Regions from separate parts of the Homo sapiens genome. Here region 2 is linked to region 1. The links are chromatin loops, found by intact Hi-C in ENCODE. Cell type or tissue: endothelial cell of umbilical vein. All regions are shown on one strand. Each heading gives the region's core, and the rest is flanking DNA. Links, peaks and the distances in the headings are about the cores only.

What was found. Hi-C counts contacts between places; a loop is a spot of excess contacts. Peaks named below come from ENCODE experiments on the same cell type or tissue, not always from the same donor. Only the 100,000 strongest peaks of a DNase experiment are listed, where the experiment ranks them.
Region 2: a loop joins it to region 1, with 19 times the contacts of the local background. A loop is called at or near these places in 3 of 110 quality-filtered maps.

The regions. Positions count from the first base shown.
Region 1 is chr6:117,341,811-117,352,166 of GRCh38, reverse strand. ROS1 (ROS proto-oncogene 1, receptor tyrosine kinase) reads left to right here. Exons shown (of 44, transcript NM_001378902.1): 28 at 7,905-8,107; 29 at 9,623-9,767. Among named protein-coding and RNA genes, the nearest start is that of ROS1, 79 kb to the left of the region's middle. In endothelial cell of umbilical vein, for the core only: a CTCF peak has its summit at 5,830 (motif pointing left); no DNase peak of the experiment used is centred there.
Region 2 is chr6:117,901,755-117,912,110 of GRCh38, reverse strand. SLC35F1 (solute carrier family 35 member F1) reads right to left here and starts at 4,847. Exons shown (of 8, transcript NM_001029858.4): 1 at 4,212-4,847. The coding sequence starts at 4,384. LOC124901480 (a long non-coding RNA gene) reads left to right here and starts at 5,181. Exons shown (of 2, transcript XR_007059904.1): 1 at 5,181-5,835; 2 at 6,294-6,452. In endothelial cell of umbilical vein, for the core only: a CTCF peak has its summit at 5,000 (motif pointing right); no DNase peak of the experiment used is centred there; H3K4me3 peaks cover 1,432 bases; H3K27me3 peaks cover 1,186 bases.

The sequences.
Region 1 (10,356 bases), core at 1,260-9,259:
GGAGCTTGCAGTGAGCCCAGATTGCGCCACTGCTCTCCAGCCTGGGCGACTGAGCGAGACTCGTCTGAAAACAAAAACAAAAACAGAATTGCATGGCCTCATTGGTATTTTGTCAAAGCCGTCTTTGCCACTAAGGTGCAAATATCATTCTAAATTAACTATAACTCTCCTCTGGAGAGGGACAGATATGAATGACATAAACTCTCTTTGTTTAAATGTTTTCAGTTATAAAATATGTAAATTGAAAAATGTTAAAATTTATAAATAAAGCCTACTTTGTATTTTTGTAAAATAATTTATTTTTCACTTTGAGAAATTTAAGAGATTTTAAAAGTTCATGTGGCTTCTGGTTTCTGGCCCAGAAGCTTAGAAATTGCCACTCCACCCAAAAACAAGTAAAAGTCTGAGCAAACTGAAAACTTAACAGCTCTTCTTGGATCCACAAGAGAAGTGAGGTCACAGAGCAAACTGCTGTCCCCAGTTGGAAAGACAGATTGGTAAATACAGAGAATTACAATTTACCAGAGCAAAAACCCATGAGCTGAAATCTTTTTAGAAAGCAGTGTTAGTGGTAGAAAAATCCAAACTGTAATTGATGAATTGCTTGAGGCTCAGTGTGGGTAACTCTGAGAGTTAGAAACTCGAGGGGCATCCTGTCATAGGAGGGCTTCATTTTATAAGTTTTACCTCCAGGAGCTTTAACTGGTTTTTTTCTTAGAGAATCTCCTTGTGCTTCCCACAGAGAGAAGGGAAAAGGAAAAATTTTGAAAGGCACCAGAGCATTCTGTTCTTCTTAACAAGGGCTGCATTCAAGATACACTAATCACAGCTGGACCTGCTCGGGTTTTATCAGAGCTTAATTGACCTGGGTAAAGAGAAGTGCCCAACCCCAGCCCACTCCAGCCGTCGTGTCCCACCTAAGTGGGGTGGGGGGACTGAAAAGAACCTGTGAAGTTCACAGTCGAAAAGCAAAGCAAAAACCCACTTGAAGTTAACTGAGATCTAATCTAAGACTATAAAATGCCTCCCCTTCCCCTACACCTTACCACCGCATTACTAAAGGCCCATTTACAGCAGTTGCTTTCACCCAGTACAGCATATTCAGCTATCAAGAAAAAATTACAAGGCATACTAAAAGGCATAAAACACAGATTGAAGAGATAGAGGAACTATCACAATCATTTAAATATGGCAGGGATGTTAGAATTATCAGACTGAGAATTTAAAACAACTATGATTAATATGCTAGGGGCTCTAATGGATAAAGTAGTCAGTATACAAGAACAGATGGTCAATGTGAGCAAAGATATGGATATTTGAGGAAAAAAAAGAAATGTTAGAGATAAAAACACTGTAACATGTGAGGAATGTTTGATGGGCTTAATAGTAGACTGGATGTGGCTGAGGAAGGAATCTCTGAGCTTGAAAATATCTCAGTAGAAACCTGCAAAACTATAAAGGTAAAAAAAAAAAAAAAAAGGAAAAAAACCGAAACAGAATATTCAAGAACTGTGGGGAAACTACACAAGGTGTAAGATAGGTATAATATGAATACTAGAAAAAGAAGAGAGAAAGGAACAGAAGAAATATTTGGAGGAAATATTTGAAAAATAATGACTGATAATTTCCCCAAATTAATGTCAGATACCAAACTACAGGTATGGGAAGCTCAAAGAATACCAAGAAGGATAAATGCCAAAATCTACACTAGGCCTATCATATTCAAACTGCAGAAAACCAAAGATAAAGAAAAAAAATTCTGAAAGAAGCCAGAGGAAAAAATACTTAACCTATAGAGGAACAAAGATAAGAATTATATCCAACTTCTCCTCAGAAACTATATAAGCAAGAAGAGAGAAAAGTAAAATATTTAAAATGTTGAGAGAAAAAAACACTAACCTAGAATTCCATACCCTGTGAAATTATCCTTCAAAAGAGAAGGAGCAATAAAGACATTCTCAGACAAAAATTGAGAGAATTTGTTATCAGTAGACCTGCTTTGGAAGAAATGTTAAAAGAAGTTCTTTAGAAAGAAGAAAAATGATATAGATCAGAAATGCAGATCTACATAAAGAAAGGAAGAGCATTAGAGAATAAATAAGTGAAAGTAAAGTAAAAGTTTTTCTTTTTCTTAACTGACCTAATGGATAATAGTTTGTTCAAAATAGTAATAGCAATAACATATTCAATTATATCCACTTATGTATGTATGTGTGCATATATATATGTGTATATTTATATTTATATTAAGCAAAATGAATCACAGCAGTGACACAAGGGATAGAAAAGAGGACTTGGGAGTATTTTGTTATTATAAGGTACTGCAAACCTGTGAAGTGGTATAGTGTTGTTTGAAGGTGGACTTGGATTAGTTGTAAATATACATTGCAAATTCAAGGGCAAATCACTGAAAAATATTTTTAGAAAAGTATAACTGATTCCCAAGAAAGGAGAGTAAATAGAATCATTTAGAATGCTCAAATAAAACCACAAAAGTCAGAAAAAAAGTGGAAGACAAAAGTAGGAACAAAGAACAAGGGCAACAAATGAAAAATAATAACAAATATGGTAGATCTTAATTTAACTATATTAGTAGTCACTTTGAACATCAGTGGTCTAAATACACCAACTAAAAGACAGAAGTTGTTTGAGTGGATCAACAAACAGACTCAACTATACATTGTCTATAAGAAACCCACTTTAAATATAAAGACACATCATATAGATCAAAAGTAAAGGGATGGAGATAGTATATCATGCTATCGCTAATCAAATGAAAGAAGAAACAATTTCAGACAGCAGACTTCAGAGCAAGGAAAGTTATAAGGGATAAAGAGGGACATTACATAATGATAAAGGGATCAGTTCTCCAAGAAGATGTAATAATCCTTAATGCATATATCTCTAACAACAGAGCATCAAAATACATGAGGCAACAACTGATAGAACTGCAAGAAACAGATGAAGCCACTATCACCATTGAAGACTTCACGACATCTATCAGAAATGGGCAAATCCAGCAGAAAAAAAATCACTAAGGATATACTGATGAACTCAATAACACCATCAATTAATTGGCTGTAATGGACATCTATCTACTATTAATAATTTTTCCAACAACAGCAGAATAAACATTCTTCTCAAGCTCACATGGAACATTCACCAAGACAGAACATAAAATACACTTCAACAAATTTAAAAGAATAGAAATCATACAATATCTGTCCTCAGACTACAATGCCATTTAACTAGAACTCAATAACTGAAAGATAGCTGGAAAATCTCAGAACACTTGGAGATTAAACAACGTATTTCTAAATAACAAATGGGTAAAAGAAGAAATCTCAAATTAAAAATATTTTGAACTAAAAATGAAAACAAAACATCAAAACTTACGGGAATCAGTAAAATCAGTGCTTAGAGGGAAGTTTACAGCACTGACTGCATGTATTAAAAAAATAGATCTAAAATTATTTAAGCTTTTACTTTAGGAAACTAGAAAAAGAAGAGTAAATTAAGTCCCAAATAATAATAAGAAACAAAACTAAAACAAAAGAAAAAATAAAAAGGAAGTATAGTAGAAATCAATGAAATTGAAACAGGAAATCAATAGAGAAAAATCAATGAAGCCAAAAACTGGTTCTTTGAAAAGATAAATAAAATTGATAAGCCTCTAGCCAGGCTAAGAAAAAAAGAGAGTGGATGCAAATTGCTAATAGTAGAAATGAAGGCGGGGACATCTCTGTAGAACCCATGGAGATTAAAAGGATAATCAAGGAATACTATTAACAACTCTATGCTCACAAATTTAATAACCTAGATGAAATGGACCAATTCTTTTAAAGACACAATATGCCAAAACTCACAGAAGAAGAAATAGACAATCTGAATATGTCCACATCTATTAAATAAGTGGAATCAATAATTAATAGCCTTCTGAAATAGAAAGCACCTGGGCCAGATGGATTCAATGATGCATTCTATCAAACATTTATGGGAAAATTATACCATCTCTACAATGTCTTTCAGAAAATTGAACCAGAGGGCCTACTTCCAATTAGGCCAATGAATGAGTTTATTCTAGGCCAGAATTACCCTAAAACCAAAACTAGACAAATATATTACAAGAAAAGAAAATTTTAGACCGGTGTCTCTCTTGAATATTGCAAGAATTGCAAAAGTCCTGAACAAAATATTAGCAAATCAAATCGAGCAATATATTAAAATAGTTTTATATCACAGTCAAGTGGGATTTATCCCAGCTATGCAAGTTTGAGTCAACATTTGAAAATCAATTAATGTAGTCCACTATATCAACAGACTAAAGAGGAAAAATCAGGCGGTCACATTGATAGATGCAGAAAATGCTTTTGACAAAATTCAACACGGATTCAGGATGAAAAATCCTCAGCAAACTAAGAATAGGGGTAACTTCCTTGAGAAAGAACATGTATAAAAAAACTTGTTGTTAACATCATTACTTAATAGTGAGAAATTAGAGGCTTTCTCACTAAATCAGAAACAAGGTAAGGATGTTCCCTCTCCCAATTTCTTTTCAACACTGCAGTGGAAGTCACAGCATGCAACAATACAAGAAAAGGTATACAATACAAGAAAAGGTATACTGATTGGGAATGAAGAAATAACGCTGTCTTTGTTCACAGATGACATGATCATCTATGTAGAAAATCTGAAAGAATTGACAAAAAGACTCCTGGAACTCATAAGTGATTATAGCAAGTTTGCAGGACACGAGGTTAATATACTAAACTCAATCACTTTCCTGTATACCAGCAATGGACAAGTGGAATTAGAAATTAAACACACAGTATCATTTACATTAACACCCACAGAAAATGAAATACTTAGGTATAAATCTAACAGCATATGCACAAAAATCTATATGAGAAAAACTATAAAACCCTGATGAAAGAAATCAAAGTGCTAAATAAGTATAGAGATATTCCATGTCATAGATAGGAAGACTCAATATTGTCAAGATGTCATTTCTTCTCAACTTATCTATAGATTCAATAAAATCCCAATGAAAATCCCAGCTAAAGTTATTTTGTAGATATTAACAAACTGATTCTAAAGTTTATATGGAGAGGCAAAAGACCTAGAATAGGTAGCTATCACAGTATTGAAGGAGAAGAACAAAGTTGGGGAAGGCTGATATCAACTATATGACATTCTGGGAAAGTAAAAAACTATGTAGACAGTAATAAGATCACTAGTTGCGAGAAGGCTGGGGGAAGAAGTGGCGAATAGACAGAGCAGAGAGGACTTTGAAGGCAGTGGAACTATTCTATGTGATACTATAATGGTGGATACAGCTCATTACACATTTGTCCAAACCCGTAAAATGTACAATACAAAACTGAACTCTAATGTAAACTATAGACTTTGGGTAATAATGATGTCATTGTAGGCTCATTGATTGTAACAAATGTACTACTTTGGTAGGGGTATTGATAATGGGGGAAAGTTATGCATGTGTGGAGAAAAGGAGTATCTGGGAAATCTTGGTACATTCCTCTCAATTTTGCTGTGAATCTAAAACTGACTAAAAAATAAAGTCTTACCAAAAAAAAAAGACGTCCATGCAGTATCTGAAGTTGAACGACACACACACATATCCTCCTCCCAGCCACATACACAAACACGCTCCAAAATGAAGTCCCAAGAGTGGCATGAGTTTTTTTTTTAAACTGGAACTCATTAAGAGTATGATTAATACTCATTATTTTCTTTAAAAAATGGAGTCTATTTTATGTTGCTAGTTTCTAGGTACATTATTAAGAATACTTTACCTCCATCTGCTGGAAATTTTAAGCAATTACAAGTTATCTTGGTCCTTTTTTTCTGAAGGTATTCAATTATCTTCAAAATGTATGGGATAAAAAAAAAAATGTAAGGGAAAAACCTGTCTTTCTGTCCTGAATAATGTTTCTGACACTTCAACATGTCATATTATATCAATTAAATAAAAGAACGACAAAATTACCAATGACTTTTGAATTAGATAATTGCTCTGATTGCTCACATGTGTATCCCATTCTCTGTTCAGATCAGAAATCAGTACAAACTGAATATATTGGATAAATATTGGTTGAACTGAAGAGTGGTTCATCTTGTAACTTTAGTAAGGTTATCCATCTCTAAACCCCCATACTTTCCAAATGTCCTCAAACTTAGGTTCACAGTGCCCTTGACACTGTTGTTGGAGATTTTCGATGTACTTCTAATTTTAAACATTTTTTCCTGCATTTTGGAATTCATATTTGGAATTCCCAGACCAGACCAGCATTATTTTCTCTAACTTTTCATTTTAGTCTCAGTAATGATGATAGTAATAGCTAACATTTATTTAATGTTCTTACCATGTGCTAGGGATAGAGTGATATATAAATATCTGTAAAGCAGGCCATTGTCTCTGTTTACAGAAGAGCTGGAGTAACCTTCCCAAGACAAAAAAGTTAGCAAGTGAAGGAGCTGGCTTCATCAAGTTTTTGTCACTTAGACATTTACCCCCTAATTTTCTTACTTGCTGAATGCAAAGGTTGTATTTTATATGTGGCTAATATGAATTCATAAGGATCGACAACACATACTAAATACCTAATATATGTCAGGCACCCTCCTGGGGCTCTGGTGGAACAAAGATAATTCAAGCACAGTCTCAGCCAAAGATAGTTACATTCTAGTGCTAGATGAAGAAAAGAAAGCAGCAAAAGAAAACCAAAACCAAAATCACATGTGGCTAGTGCACTGGTAGAAGAACACGTGAAGTGGAGTGAGGACAGAGAGGAGATGTCCTTCACCTGGAATAGGAAGGCAGAAAGGGCTTCCCAGGAAAAATGATGCATGAATTGAGGCTTAAGTAAGGTTAGGCAGATGGGGAAGATCATTCCAACCTGAAGAGACTACCTATGTGAAGGGTTGGAGGGGTAGAAGTCCTGCAGTGTGTAGATAGTGTACTGTGGTTAGAGTGAAGGATGGCTTTGCATAGCAGAGACTGGATATGCGGGCAGGAGCCAGATTGCACAGTGCCACGCACAATGAGTTAAAGAGTTGGCTAACTGGTGTAAGATTGTTAGATTTCATATTAAAATCATATTTGGAGTTATTTGCATATTATGTAATTATGCTACATTTTTAGGTGATGTTTTACATAAAGACTGAGAGTGAATAGGTCAAGAAGTTGTGTTCAGCTGCAAGTGACAGATCTGCGATTTTTCGAGGCTTAAGCCTGCGGTATGGTTGCGCTACTGCACTGGTCTAGAACAGACCATTTCCATTGTAGTCTCTGTGACTGGGGCTCCCTGGAGTTGTGCAGCGTGCAAGGTGTTTGGTTGTAAGCGGTGGCCAGGGAGCTCCACAATGCCATCAATCACCTGGACTTGATCTTTCCCCAAACATCCTTAGTGAGTCCTTTATTCAATTCTCACAAGATGGCTGCCGCCCCTCTTGCATAGTGTCCGCCTCCTGGGTTGGGGGAGGGTGAAGGACAGAGGTGCGCCACAGTGATAAGCACATCTGACTAACCAGACCGTGTCACATGATTGTCTGGGCTGCAATCAAACTTCAGAAACAGTTTTTCCTCCCAGCATACTGCCCTGAACAATATCAGATATATATGAACTTGAAGAAAAGGAGAGGACATTGGGTAGACTGTAGCAGTACATACTACACATACTACACACAGTATCAAGCTGCAGCCATTTTTGTTTCTTCAAAGAGAATATTATTTCAAATCATTTTCATATTTATGTTTTCAAGCAAAAGTTATGTATGCTCTACAAATTTCTTTCTAAGCTTTGATATTATTCTTGTTAAAAATCTGCTTTTCCTCTCATATATATAGTATAGATATTTAATCTTTTGGTTTCTTCTTATTTTAGATAAAGCGTTTCTGTCTCTAGCTTCAGACACTGTGGAACCAACTATACTTAATGCCACTAACACTAGCCTCACAATCAGATTACCTCTGGCCAAGACAAACCTCACATGGTATGGCATCACCAGCCCTACTCCAACATACCTGGTTTATTATGCAGAAGTTAATGACAGGAAAAACAGCTCTGACTTGAAATATAGAATTCTGGTAAGATTGGAACTAGTGGTCTTTGTCTTTTCACAAGATGTTCTTTTTTGATATAAAATTATGAGCCATAGTAAAGTATTTCCTATATGTTCTGAAATGGACTAGTACGCAACTTTTTTACAGCTAATGATTCATCAAAACATATTGTGTTCTAGTTTTCTTGACTGGGAGTAAGTTAAGCTTCAAGGAAGTATATCAACTCTTGCCCATTGATGGATTGCCATGGTAACCGTTTTCTGAGTGTCCAGAAAGAATTGGGTTTATTCCCCTCCCTGATTATCTAATTATCCTCAGAGAGAATGATAGAGAATTATTTTTGCAGCCTATGGAGCAGACTGAAGATTGAAGAGTAAGAAATGAACTGGACGGAAAGAACATTGCCTTATACCTCTTCTCCACAGCATTTATCTAATATAAAAATTGTACATTATATTTTGTCTTTTGTTTCCTATGTGCAGAGAAATATACTGCTATGCAGATACTGTTTTTAGTCATCATTGTATGCCTAGCACCTAGCACAGTTAGTGGCACTGTGTAGGCATTCACTAACTATTTCTTGAATGAATTGGCACTATTCATTCAATCATTGAAATGATGAAATGTATTCATTAGTATTTCAGTTGTCTTAGTGATGGAATCACATATATCCAATATTTTGCTTTGTGCTTGGCTTTATTTAGCCTGTTCAAAAGGTGAAATTGACTAACTGTTGGATGTTAAACACTATATGTTTTCCCATAAAGTGTATGTGATTTTTCATTCCTTCCTTAATTTTGTCTAATTAACCCTTTTTACACATTTCTAAAATAAGTAATTTCAGATAGATCATTTGGCTGGCCAAGATTGGACTTGGCAGCACTGGTCATGTCTGTTATTAAATTTAATCTATCTTATTGTCTTCTCATTGATTAACAGTGGTCTAAGACAGTGGTTCTCAACCTTGGCGGCACATCGAAGCTTTAAAAAAAAAAAACAAAACACTCTGCATCTAGGCTTCACCCCAGATAACTCAATCAGAATCTCTGGCAATAGAACCCAGGCATAGTAGTTTCTTAAAACTTCCCAGATGATAGCAAAGTATAAACAAAGTTGAGAACCATTGGTCTAAGGAAAGTCTTTTTACTCTCTTAAACTTTATTTCTAAGAGTGATTAGATACTATAAAAATATTTTATTGTATTCACATATGTGTCACATGTTTTCTACCATCTTGCTGAATTTCTAATACAATGTTAATGAAATAGTGTCCTCTTCTAGGAATTTAACTTCCCATGTGAAACAATTTATGCCACAAAACCAACTGAAGGCTACCAATCATTTGGTATTTATTCTTGGAAACATTGAACAACTCAGGTCTGGGTAGATTGGACAGTGGTATTACCATTAATAATCCAGAATTTAAAATAAATTAATTTTTTTGAGCCTTTAACTTTGTTCTCTCTTTGATTAAATAATTTCTACCAATTTGTATAAAATGTTAAAAATAAGATGTTGATTTTTAAAAAATCAATTACAGGAATTTCAGGACAGTATAGCTCTTATTGAAGATTTACAACCATTTTCAACATACATGATACAGATAGCTGTAAAAAATTATTATTCAGATCCTTTGGAACATTTACCACCAGGAAAAGAGATTTGGGGAAAAACTAAAAATGGAGGTAAGTTATGGGCTTGTTGTGGGTTTCTCAAGCAGAATATTGTGATATATGTGCTGTGTATGTTGATGTTTATTTTTTAAAATCTGAATGCGAAGTAATTTTAGTAAGCTTTTTTAAGTTTAATAAGAAAAATGTGTTTGTAGAAAACTTTGACCTGACCCTTACTCTAACCCCTGAAGCTAACTAATAATATTCTATTAAAATAGAAAGCAACTAGGAGGTAAAACATTGAAATCAATATTGTTTGACCAAGAAACACATTATTTGGTCTCACCACACAGTGTCACTTTTTCCAGATACTCATAGGTTTCTGTACATGTGGTGAGCTATAGAAAAACCAAGCTTTTTTTCTATGTGAATTTTACTGAGGCCTGAGCTGTAAAGTTATGCAACAGTATAGCCTTAAAGAAAATAGGTCTGAAAAGGTTTTCTAAGAGCTGATGAGGTGGTGATTATTATGAGGTGATGACGTTTATTTCAGATGTCTCTGATGATATTCACAAAACTCACCCAAATTGGGTTATTCCCCGTTGGCCATATCCTTGAGCTGGAGTCAGAGAATGATTTGGTCACTGGGCAAAAATAAGTG
Region 2 (10,356 bases), core at 848-8,847, 560 kb before region 1:
CAACCCACTGTATGTCTTAATGGGAAGAAAGTGTATCAAAACAAGAAATTCACAGATATTTCTGTTAACAACTGAAAATAATACTCATGTGGGAAAAGATAAAAGCACACATATGCAAAACACAAAACAAGCTATCACTCATTTCTCAAAAACATTTCATTAAGAAATCATTTAGAGTACAAAATCTTCAGGCACTTTAATATGTAGGTCAGTAGCTACTCCTGTATGTGTCTAAGAAATCTACCTGATCAGCAGTTTCTTTGAGAGGGTCATCAACTGTTGCCCTTGAAGTATTTTCTTTTCGTCATTTTCTGATTGCCTGTGGCAGGGTAATATATACTATACCATGCTAAGAAATAAGGGAAGGCCAGGCACAGTGGCTCATGTCTGCAATTGCAGCACTTTGGAAGGCCAAGGTGGGAGGGTGACTTGAGGCCTGGAGTTTGAGGCCAGCCTGGGAAACAGAACGAGACCTCGATTCTACTAAAAATTTAAAAATTTTTTAAAAATAGCCAGGCATGGTGGTGTGCACCTGTATTCCCAGCTACTTGGGAGGCTGAGGTGGGAGAATCACTTGAGCCCAGGAAGTCAAGGCTGCAATAAGTTGTGATCATGCCACTGCACTCCAGCCTGGGCAACAGACCAAGATCCTGCCAGAAGGATGGAAGGAAGGAAGGAAGGAAGGGAGGGAGGGAGGGAGGGAGGGAGGGGAGGGGAGGGGAGGGGAGGGAAATGTGAAGAAGACTTTGCCGTATTTTTTCCTTGTTTGAATCAATATATTGATTGGTTCACAATTTTGAATATTAAAGGAGTAGTAATTATTCCAGCATTTAAATTGTCATGTTTCTTGCATCCTTTTGCCAAAACAATTTTGAGTATACCAGGGGAAAAAATGTGATGTCCCATTAATTATTTTAAAAAATTATCTAGTGCCTCCTCTTTCACCAAGTCTTGAATATAATTACATTCTAATCTAACTGTTTCACAGAAAGGGAGTAGTCAACCAATGAAATACCCCAATTGTTGTGTACAAAATGCAGCAATCCAACTCGACAAGCCTTTAGAGTAAGGGGAGAGGCTATGGAGTATACTATGGAAATAAAATGATGCTGAATAATGTAAGGCAGATTTTATTAAGATAACACTATATTTCATTCTAAGCTTCTTGAGAGCAAGAAGTACCTTTAATTAATTATTGATGAGCAATTCTCTCTTTAACTCTCCCTGGGTAGACAGGATATAGATAGCGTATGTGTTTGCAGTTCTTCCTCTGGGTTGTCAGATAGCTGTTCCTGTAGACTGTGACCAATGGCAGGCAATTCGCCAGGCTTGGCTTGCTCACAGTCTAATATTTCTCGTCCCATTGCACCACTCTGTGTCTCAGCATTACCCCTTTGGCCCAGTGGGATGCTAGGAGCTGACAGTGGTACAGCCCCCATTTCAGTCACTGAAGAGACTAGCCCTACCAGCCCACAGCAATAGAATGCTGCTAACCATATATCTGCATGTCAAAAGTTGGAGGGATATTTTTTATATTGGCTCCCAGCTTCCCGATTTGGAACCACTTTCTGCTAGGAGCTAAGTTGCTGCATGCCAAGGGTAGAGGAAAGAAGACAAATGAAGACAATGAGTGGACAGGGCAATGTGGGTGAAGTATTCAGGAAGGAGGAAGAGGAAAAGAAGAAAGCAAAAAAGGAGAAAGTAAGCAGATGGTGAGTTCTTAGAAAATTGACAAAGATGCTTATGATTAGGCCCCAATGGGCCTGCCTGATATCCATTACTGACTAGTCCAACACATCATGAGGGTTCAAACCAGAGGGGAGCCACATCCAAGCACTCTGCAGAATCTCAAAAATTCACTCTCCCCCATACTCTCACTTTTACCTAGAGCCTAATCACTCTATAGCCACTATTAAGGCTCTCATTGACATAATTATGGCACAAAAGCCAAGCCCATCAGCATGCTAAATAAATTATGCCATTGAGATTTTAAAACTTGCTCAGATTTTTCAGTCTCCTTACTAAAAATGTTCTTTCTTGAAACAAAGAGTTTCTTCTTATCCTTTAAGGATAAGGAAAAGCCAGTTACTCAATACAAAATATTATATTGAAAATTTTGAATAACTTTGAAAGACAAATAAATAAATAATTGTTTTAGCTTAAGTCTAAAGGCTACAAACCTAGGGTTCCATTCACGGTTGTATACCTGCGATGAAATGCCGTCAACCCAACATAAGTATAAGTTCCTCCTCTATACACTGGGACTAGTACAACTCATGTCACAGATCGTTTCATTAGAAACACAAGGTTCTACCCATAACGTAGCATGACTTCAACTTCATTTGCCTATGTTTACCCCATAGGCTTACCTTAGAAAAAAAATGAGTTGAATACATTAATTCATGTAGATCTTTATACTTTTCCAAGTGTTTTCTTCAGCATTATCTAATTCTCAAAATCATGGTAGGGAAGTAAAACAAGTACTGTATTATTAAACATAATTTACAATGAAGAAACCAAGACCAAGCAGATAAATGGCTCTGCTGCAAACCACTTGTCTAGCTACTGGCCAAGGTATGATGACAACATACCCCTCACTCCTACCTCAGTGATCTTGTTTTTCTGGGCTCTATGATTCATTACATATCAAGAAATAACCTACATGGAATCAGTAATAACTTATAATTGAGCAAAAAGAAACTGAGCAAAATATTACATCAATATTTTCTAGTTTGATGAGAAATAATAATAATTAAAATATATTGTGATTAAAAATTTAAACAGCCAATGACAAGGTAATTGCAATTGAAAAAAAAACTCACAGGTATTCATAAAAAATACAAAACCCACATAATATGTACTGAGCCAGCGTCTTCTTGCTTTATTCTACTTTATCTTTTGGAAGGTGGTATTCTCAGCTACAAATCAAAGACTTAGTTCTATTACCAACTCCTGTCTCCCGTCAGAGTGAATTTCTTTCTGTTTGATAATAAATGGAAAGCTACAGAAGTACCCGCAAATAAACTAACGCACGCATTAATTCCCCACCAGGGATTCTTGAATGGTTCGGGATTTGATATAACTAAATTAAACTATACTCCCAAAATAAGGATATTTCTCAAGATTCTATTTCTGTACATAGTTTGTACTCCCACCAGAGCTTTGAGCCCCAGACAGTTCCGTGTGAATTCGTTGGGAATCTCTGCTACCCAACACAATGCCACACAGAAACCTGTATGAACAGAGCGACTGGAACAGTTACCCCTACAGATGCATCGAAAGGCACCCACGCATCCAAACAAAAAAGAACACAAAACCCATTCCCTATACAATTTTTTAAGGTGTCAGCTCGTCAACCATTTCAAGTTACTTAAGTAGAAAAAGTCCCTTTCACATCACAGTTGAGTCAGAGGTGCCAGAGGTACCCCCATTTTCACGTCAACCCAGGTCCTCATCCTAAAACGTCAACGTCCTGAATCCACTACGCAGATTCCAGCACTGGAGGCGCCGGCGATCGGCACCCGCCCCCTCCGGCATGGGCGCTTCGGAATAACTGGGCGCCGCCGGCTCACACCCTGCCCGCAATGTTTTGCACTTTGCTGGGTCTGTTCCAGGCCTCTAGCCCTCTCTTCGCTGCTCCCAGCCAGGAAGAGTCCGAGAGGCGACTGGAGCGTCAGGCTGGAGAAGTGGGTTCCCTCCGCCTGCTAGGCTGTCGCTGCGACCCCATTCCCCCGGCAAGGGGTCGAAGCCCCCGGGCGGGGCGGGGCGGAGGACAGCACGAGGCCCAGGACTTCCACGCCATCTCTGCAGCCCCGCGCCTCCCTCCTCAGCCCTGGCCGGGTCCCCGCGTCCCCCCGACCCCCGATCGCAAAGCCGGGGTGCGAGAGGGAAAGGGAAGTGAGGCGGCACGCGTATGGAGGGTGTGAGTGCGGACACACATACAGGGTGGCTAGGTACGAAAAACCCCGCCTCTCCCCGAACTCCCGCCTCGGACCAGCTGCAGCTCCACCACTCCAGGGCTCCCTGCGCCGGGACAAAGCTGCCGCGGCCTCTCTGCGCCCGCGGAGCGCGTCGTCGCCCGATCTCCTCAGTCTCCTCCGGCCGCAACCCCGTCCCAAAGGACCCGTGGGCCGCCCCAGGGACGGAGGGGACCCGGAGCCGGGCGCCCGCAGCCCCCGCCCCCCGCGCCCTCGCCCGGCGCCGCCGCTCACCTGTTCAGCACTTTGCGGATCCTCTGGCGCACGCCAGCCCGGGAGGAGGCGGACAGGCTCCCGCCGCCGCCGCTGCCCTCGGCCGGCAGGTTCTCGATGGTGGTCACCACATGGTTCGGCGGGGCTGGCGACGGCGGCTGCAGCTGCTGCTGCGGCTGCTCAGGGGGGATCATCGCGGCAGAGGCTGAGGCGCGGCGGCGATCAGAACGCAGCCGGGTGCATCGTGTGCCGGTTCCGGGCCCGGGAACGCGCAGAGGACCCGGCCGGGCGGCCGCGGCCCGGGAGGCGGTGCTGCCTGCGAAGCGGTGAGGCGGGGAGGCACCCGCGGCTACGGCCGCCGCCGCCCAGCCCGCCACTCACTCCTCTCCAGTCCCAGTGCGCGCACCCTCGCGCCCGTGCCGCCGCCGCCGCCGCCCGCCCCGGCTCTTCCCGAGCCGCGTCCCCAAGTCCTGGCCCGCCCCGCGAAGTGGCTGCGAAGGGTGTCGCGCGGGGGCGCGGAGCTGCCGGTCGGTTCCGGGGAAGGAGTCCTGATTTCTCCTTGTTTCCTCGTGCCCGGGTCTCCTCGGGGCGCGCGGCGGCAGTTGTGCTGGCGCCGCCTCAGCCTGTGCCCCGCTCGGTCGGAAAGCTACCGTCTGTGTCTCACGGAGTGAGAGACCGAGGGTGAACCCGGAGAGCCGGGCGGGGGCGCCGGCGGCGGCGGCGGCGGCGGCGGCGGCGGCGGCAGAGCGGGGCGCGGGCGGGGGACCTGCGCGCTCTCCTCTCGCCAGAGGGCGCTGCCGAGGTGCCTTGTTGCCCCCGACCCTCTACTGCCCCGTCCGCAGAGGCCCACGGTCTAGGTTGTGGTGATTGTTTTGGTTTGGGTGTTTTTTAGGGGGATAAGGGGGCTGGGAATAGATCCTCCCTGTGGAGTTGGCGGGGATTCCTCGTTTCTGCCCAAGCGCCGCGGAATCCAGCACCACCGGCCTGGGACAGCGGCAGGACGCCGAGACAGGTGCCGGCCCCGGATTAGAAACCCAAACGGAGAATCCTAGATGTTGCTCCTACTACATTCGCCATAATTGGCCTGGTGGAAATGGGAGAAAAAACTACTTCTCACAAAGAATCAATTCTGGGAACTGGAAAAAGCATATCAGACCAACTCAAAACGTCTCCATTTGAGGCAATGTAGTGCTGTGAAAGGAACGTAGGCAGATTTGAGTTTCAGTGGCACATCTGAAACTTATCCGCAGAGACTCTAAGCAATTAAATTCTGAGACATTCTTCTCTGTGCAGCGAGACTACTCATGTCTTTCTCCCAGGGGAGTTGTAAGACTTAAATGAGGTAAACCACGCAGCAGGGGAGCCTAACAGCTCCTTTAATAGTCCCCCAACTCCAAAAGGGAAAGTCCTGTGTATCTGCCACAGAAATCTTGGACCATATTTCTACCAATGGAAACTGACTCTCTGTCCCGGGCATTCTTATACCAATTGATCCGGATCCCAATTAATAATCGATTCTTGAAAGAGAGATATTTTTCAAATTTTCCTTTATTTAGACTGTTTAGATAGGGATCTTGCCTTGAAAAATGATATGCATTTTAAAAAACTCTTCGCTTCAGTGCAGGGAATTGAGTAAGTTTAACAGGTAAGTTTGTTCACACAAAGGCATGCTGATACCACTACTGAATCCAAATGCTCTGAAACCAGCAAATTAAAAATACCAGTGATAGGATTTGCCACTGAGAGAGGGAATTGGGGAGAAAATAACACTCAAAAAAGGAATGGACTATGTCCTTTCAACAGAGGAGAAAAGGAATATGGAAGGATATAAATAAGATGGGATTCTTTGTTCAGTTAACAAGGTCCAATTCCTTTAACAAAATTCGGAGTCTTTTTTTAATCATCAAAAATATGAGAAAACGGGTATTTGCAAAATCTCTTCAATCTATATTTCAATTCTGTAAAACCTACTTGCTACCTGAAATATCCCTGAGGTTTCTTTCTACAGAAATTAACCCCAATTGGAACATTTTCCCTTTTATAATTAAAATGTCGTCCTGTTCTTTCTCAACAACCTTTCATTCTCTGATTTTTCCACCTCAGATTTGCACAGGACACTCTGAAGAATTATTACAAACAGGACCAAGGCTTGTAGCCTCTTGGGCATTAAAATTCCAATAGTGGCAATAAATTTACCCTTAGTGGACCCACCGAATGTAGCAGACATGAATAAAATGCACTTCAGCTGAACCTGGCAGCAAATCGTGGTAGAAGTCTCTCTATTAAAACAACATTTATGGTAATTTCAGGTGTCTGCCTTGAATAACTGGTTGCTTCAGTGCCCTCTTCCTTCACATTTGGCTTGCCTCCCTTTGAATGTTTTTGGCACATCACGACTCAGTGCTGTGTCTGCACTTCAATGTCTGCATTTGCATCTGGTCATTTCTCTAGAGGGACTACTAAATCCAAATGCTCTACATCTCCTCTGAGTCAGGAAGGGAGAAAACCAAGATGAAAGAACAACAAGATGAGAGATGTAAAATTTCGATCTTGTTGGTAAGACCTCAATGCAGACTCAAGCCTTATGCTTTTGTTACTCCATTTCTGGGGGAATACAGCATCAGATCCCTTCTTATCCTCTGATTCTGTACTCCATGCTCATTTCTTAGAAAGTAGCTAACCGCCAAGTGTGTTGGTGTGTGCCTGTAGTCCCAGCTACTCTTAATGCTAAGACAGGAGGATGGCTTGAGCCCAGGAGGTAGAGGCCAGCTTGGGCAACATAGCAAGACACCATCTCTAAAAGAAAAAAATATTTAAGTAGCTAGATAACATTTGTGAAGTAAGTAAACAGGAGTCAAATGTCCAAGTGTCATAATGGTGTGTCTGACATGAAATTAAACATAAAAGATGTAGAAAAGGGCTGCTTCCCTTTTTCCTGCTGCAAGACTTTTGTCCATCCCTGACCTCAAAATCAGTTCACGAGCTCTGACCAAAAGGAAGGGAGATGAAGGCAATGGGCTAAGGATCTGTATGTAGTTTTCAGTGGTGGCATGTGGGTTCCAGGGACATGCCTACTTCTCAGTTTACCTCCTCTTTGTCAGCTGTGGTTAGTGGTATGATGCTATTGCAGAATTTCCATGCCACAAAAAATTCTGCCTCTCTTACCATTATATCACCCGAATTTCTCTTCAGGCACAGACTAGTTCTGTTGAATTCCTTAAGGAAGCAGAAGTTGGCTATCAGCTATACCTTCTTTAGTGTTTCTCATTTTGAAGACATGTCCACTGATGTGGGGAAGAGTGAAGTTTGGCCTATGTCAGAGTCACCAGGCACTGACTAATCTGTTTAGCATAGACTGCACCTGTGCACGTTATTGAGAAAAAAGCTTCACAGTCATGCACCAGAGGTAACTGATGATCCTCCCCAAATTGCTGAACAACTATCTGGAATTGCTTGTGCTGCTGCAAATGACCAGTGGCCATATGCTTTCCCCGTATCATTCTTTTAATCTTTTTCTTTATCTCCTAAGTCAGATTGAATCTTCTCAACATGTAGTACTGAATCTATGGCCTCCAGAATGATAGAGCTTTGTGGTTTTGATTCACATAATAGAACTTGAATGGGAGAGAAAGCCAGGCAAAACTGGTGAAAAATTTGTGGAGAGGGGAAATGGCAGAGGAGTAGAATGGGTAAATCAATTTACATCCAAGAAATGGATACAATAATTGGCATGTTAAAGCACAGAACTTCAGTGAACAATCATCATCAATGAAGATAGTCTATAAATGGTATTAGTGGATATGAAAATATGCACAGAGCAGGGAAACAGACACTAGGCAACAGATATCAAAGACTGTTCACACATTCTACACGATGTTTCTGTTTATGTAATTTTTTTGTTTTGCATTTTGGAAACTTATTCCTTTGGAGTAAACCCAGAATACTGTGTAGGTTTATAATTGACCTTTTTGCTAAGAGAGATGGAGGATTAGAGATTAGTGCTGTTAGTTGTGGATAAGGGCTAATTTTGCAGAGTCAGACTACATTTTGATGAGTTTAAAATTTCTAAGTATTATTTGCAGAGTATTCCATGTCCAAAAGCCTGGTTTGGTATGTCTTTGTCATGGTGACATGGTAAGTCTCTGTTGACAGGAAGTTTGCCACATTCAGTGAAGGAATTATTCAGTAGTATCAATTTCCTCTAAATGAGTAGGATTATCTTAATATCCTAAGATATTAGGAAAAAATTCTATAGATGATGATATCTCAGAAGCGCTTACTATTTTACATACAATCAGTTATCAAATATCTGAATAAGGGAGAAAGATCCTTATACAAACATCAATTATTTCAGCCAGTGACTTCAATATTCTCTCCTTCTAAATATTTTAATACATAAAAATACTGATGGAAAATTGTGGGTAAAATTGTAATGACTTTTGTGTGGAATTTATACACTGAGTTATTAGGGCTAGGTAGGTGGAACTTGGAGCCCAAGTAATCTCAGTTCCAATTCCAGCTCCATTAACAAACTGGGTTAATTTTAGGCAATTATCTCAGATTTTCTGAGCATAAGTTTCCTAATCTTTAAAAATGGGGATAAGGGCCGGGCGCGGTGGCTCACACCTGTAATCCCAGCACTTTGGGAGGCCGAGGCGGGCGGATCACAAGGTCAGGAGATCGAGACCATCCCGGCTAAAACGGTGAAACCCCGTCTCTACTAAAAATACAAAAAAATTAGCCGGGCGTAGTGGCGGGTGCCTGTAGTCCCAGCTACTTGGGAGGCTGAGGCAGGAGAATGGCGTGAACCCGGGAGGCGGAGCTTGCAGTGAGCCGAGATCCCGCCACTGCACTCCAGCCTGGGCGACAGAGCGAGACTCCGTCTCAAAAAAAAAAAAAAAAAAAAAATGGGGATAAGGTATATACCTTTCAAAACACATAAACATTAGAAATTATGATTTTATATATTATAATATATAAATATATATAATTTCTAATATTTATAATTTTATAAATATATAAAACATGATTACATCTATGATTTTATAATATATAAAATCATATATAAAATTTCTAATGTTTATAATTTTATAAACATAAAACATGGTTATATTTTTATGATATGTATTATATAAAATCATGTTTATAATTTCTAATGTTTATAATTTCTAATATATATAGCAAGAGAGAGAATATCTGGCATAAAAACTATTTTTAAAAACGAATTGATCTGGACCTGGTCATGATAGAGTGGCTGTTATTGGAATTAACTTTCCCATGTGAACAATTCAATTCTAAAAGCTGGATAAAATATTGGACAGGAGTCAATATAAGACTATGATTCTTTGGGGAACAGAAACACATCAGAAATGAAGCACATTAGATGAGCCCATGTTCATCCCAGCTTTCACCCTATGGGCATTTTCCAGATGACAGTGTAGAGAAACAGTGCCCAATCAGAGTGGCAGTCTCACTGGGTAAAAGGGACAGAGATGGGAATTCAGAGCTGCAAAGGCAACTGGAATTTGGTGGGCAGAGTTCCAAAAAGGAGGGACCTAAAAGAAGGACCTTAAAAACACTGTGTGAAAATTCCCCTCAGAGCCAACTTTTATGCTATATATGTGCAGCACAAGAGTCTGGGAGATCAAGCAAAGAAAGCTGCTCAGAAGCTAGAGGGCTGAAAAGAGATTTCAGAGGCAGCATAGTGCTGAAAGGAATATAGGTTGGCATTCAGGCACAGTGATTGTAGAGAATACTTGGTGAGTCCCCAGACTTTTGTAGAAACTCTTAAAAAGGCCATACCCTAAGTATAAGAACCATGTAATAAGGGCTATGCCCTAAGACTAAAGACAAAACAATAGACCTTCCCTAACAGAGCCTAAAACCAAATCTCAACCTGATAAAGGTGATCCACTGACAAATTGATTGCCTTCCAGATTAAAGCTTAATGCTCTCTTGAAAAAGATGCCATCATCCAAAATCTCTATACTGTAAATTGATAATATCAAGCAATTAATCAGAAATTACTGCAGATGCAAAGAAGCAGGGAAAAGGTTACAGATAATCTATAGTACAGGTTAACAAATGTTTTCTGTAAAAGGCTAAGTAATAAATATTCTTGGCTTTGGAGGCATTAGTTTCTCTCATAATTATTCTGTTGCAACTT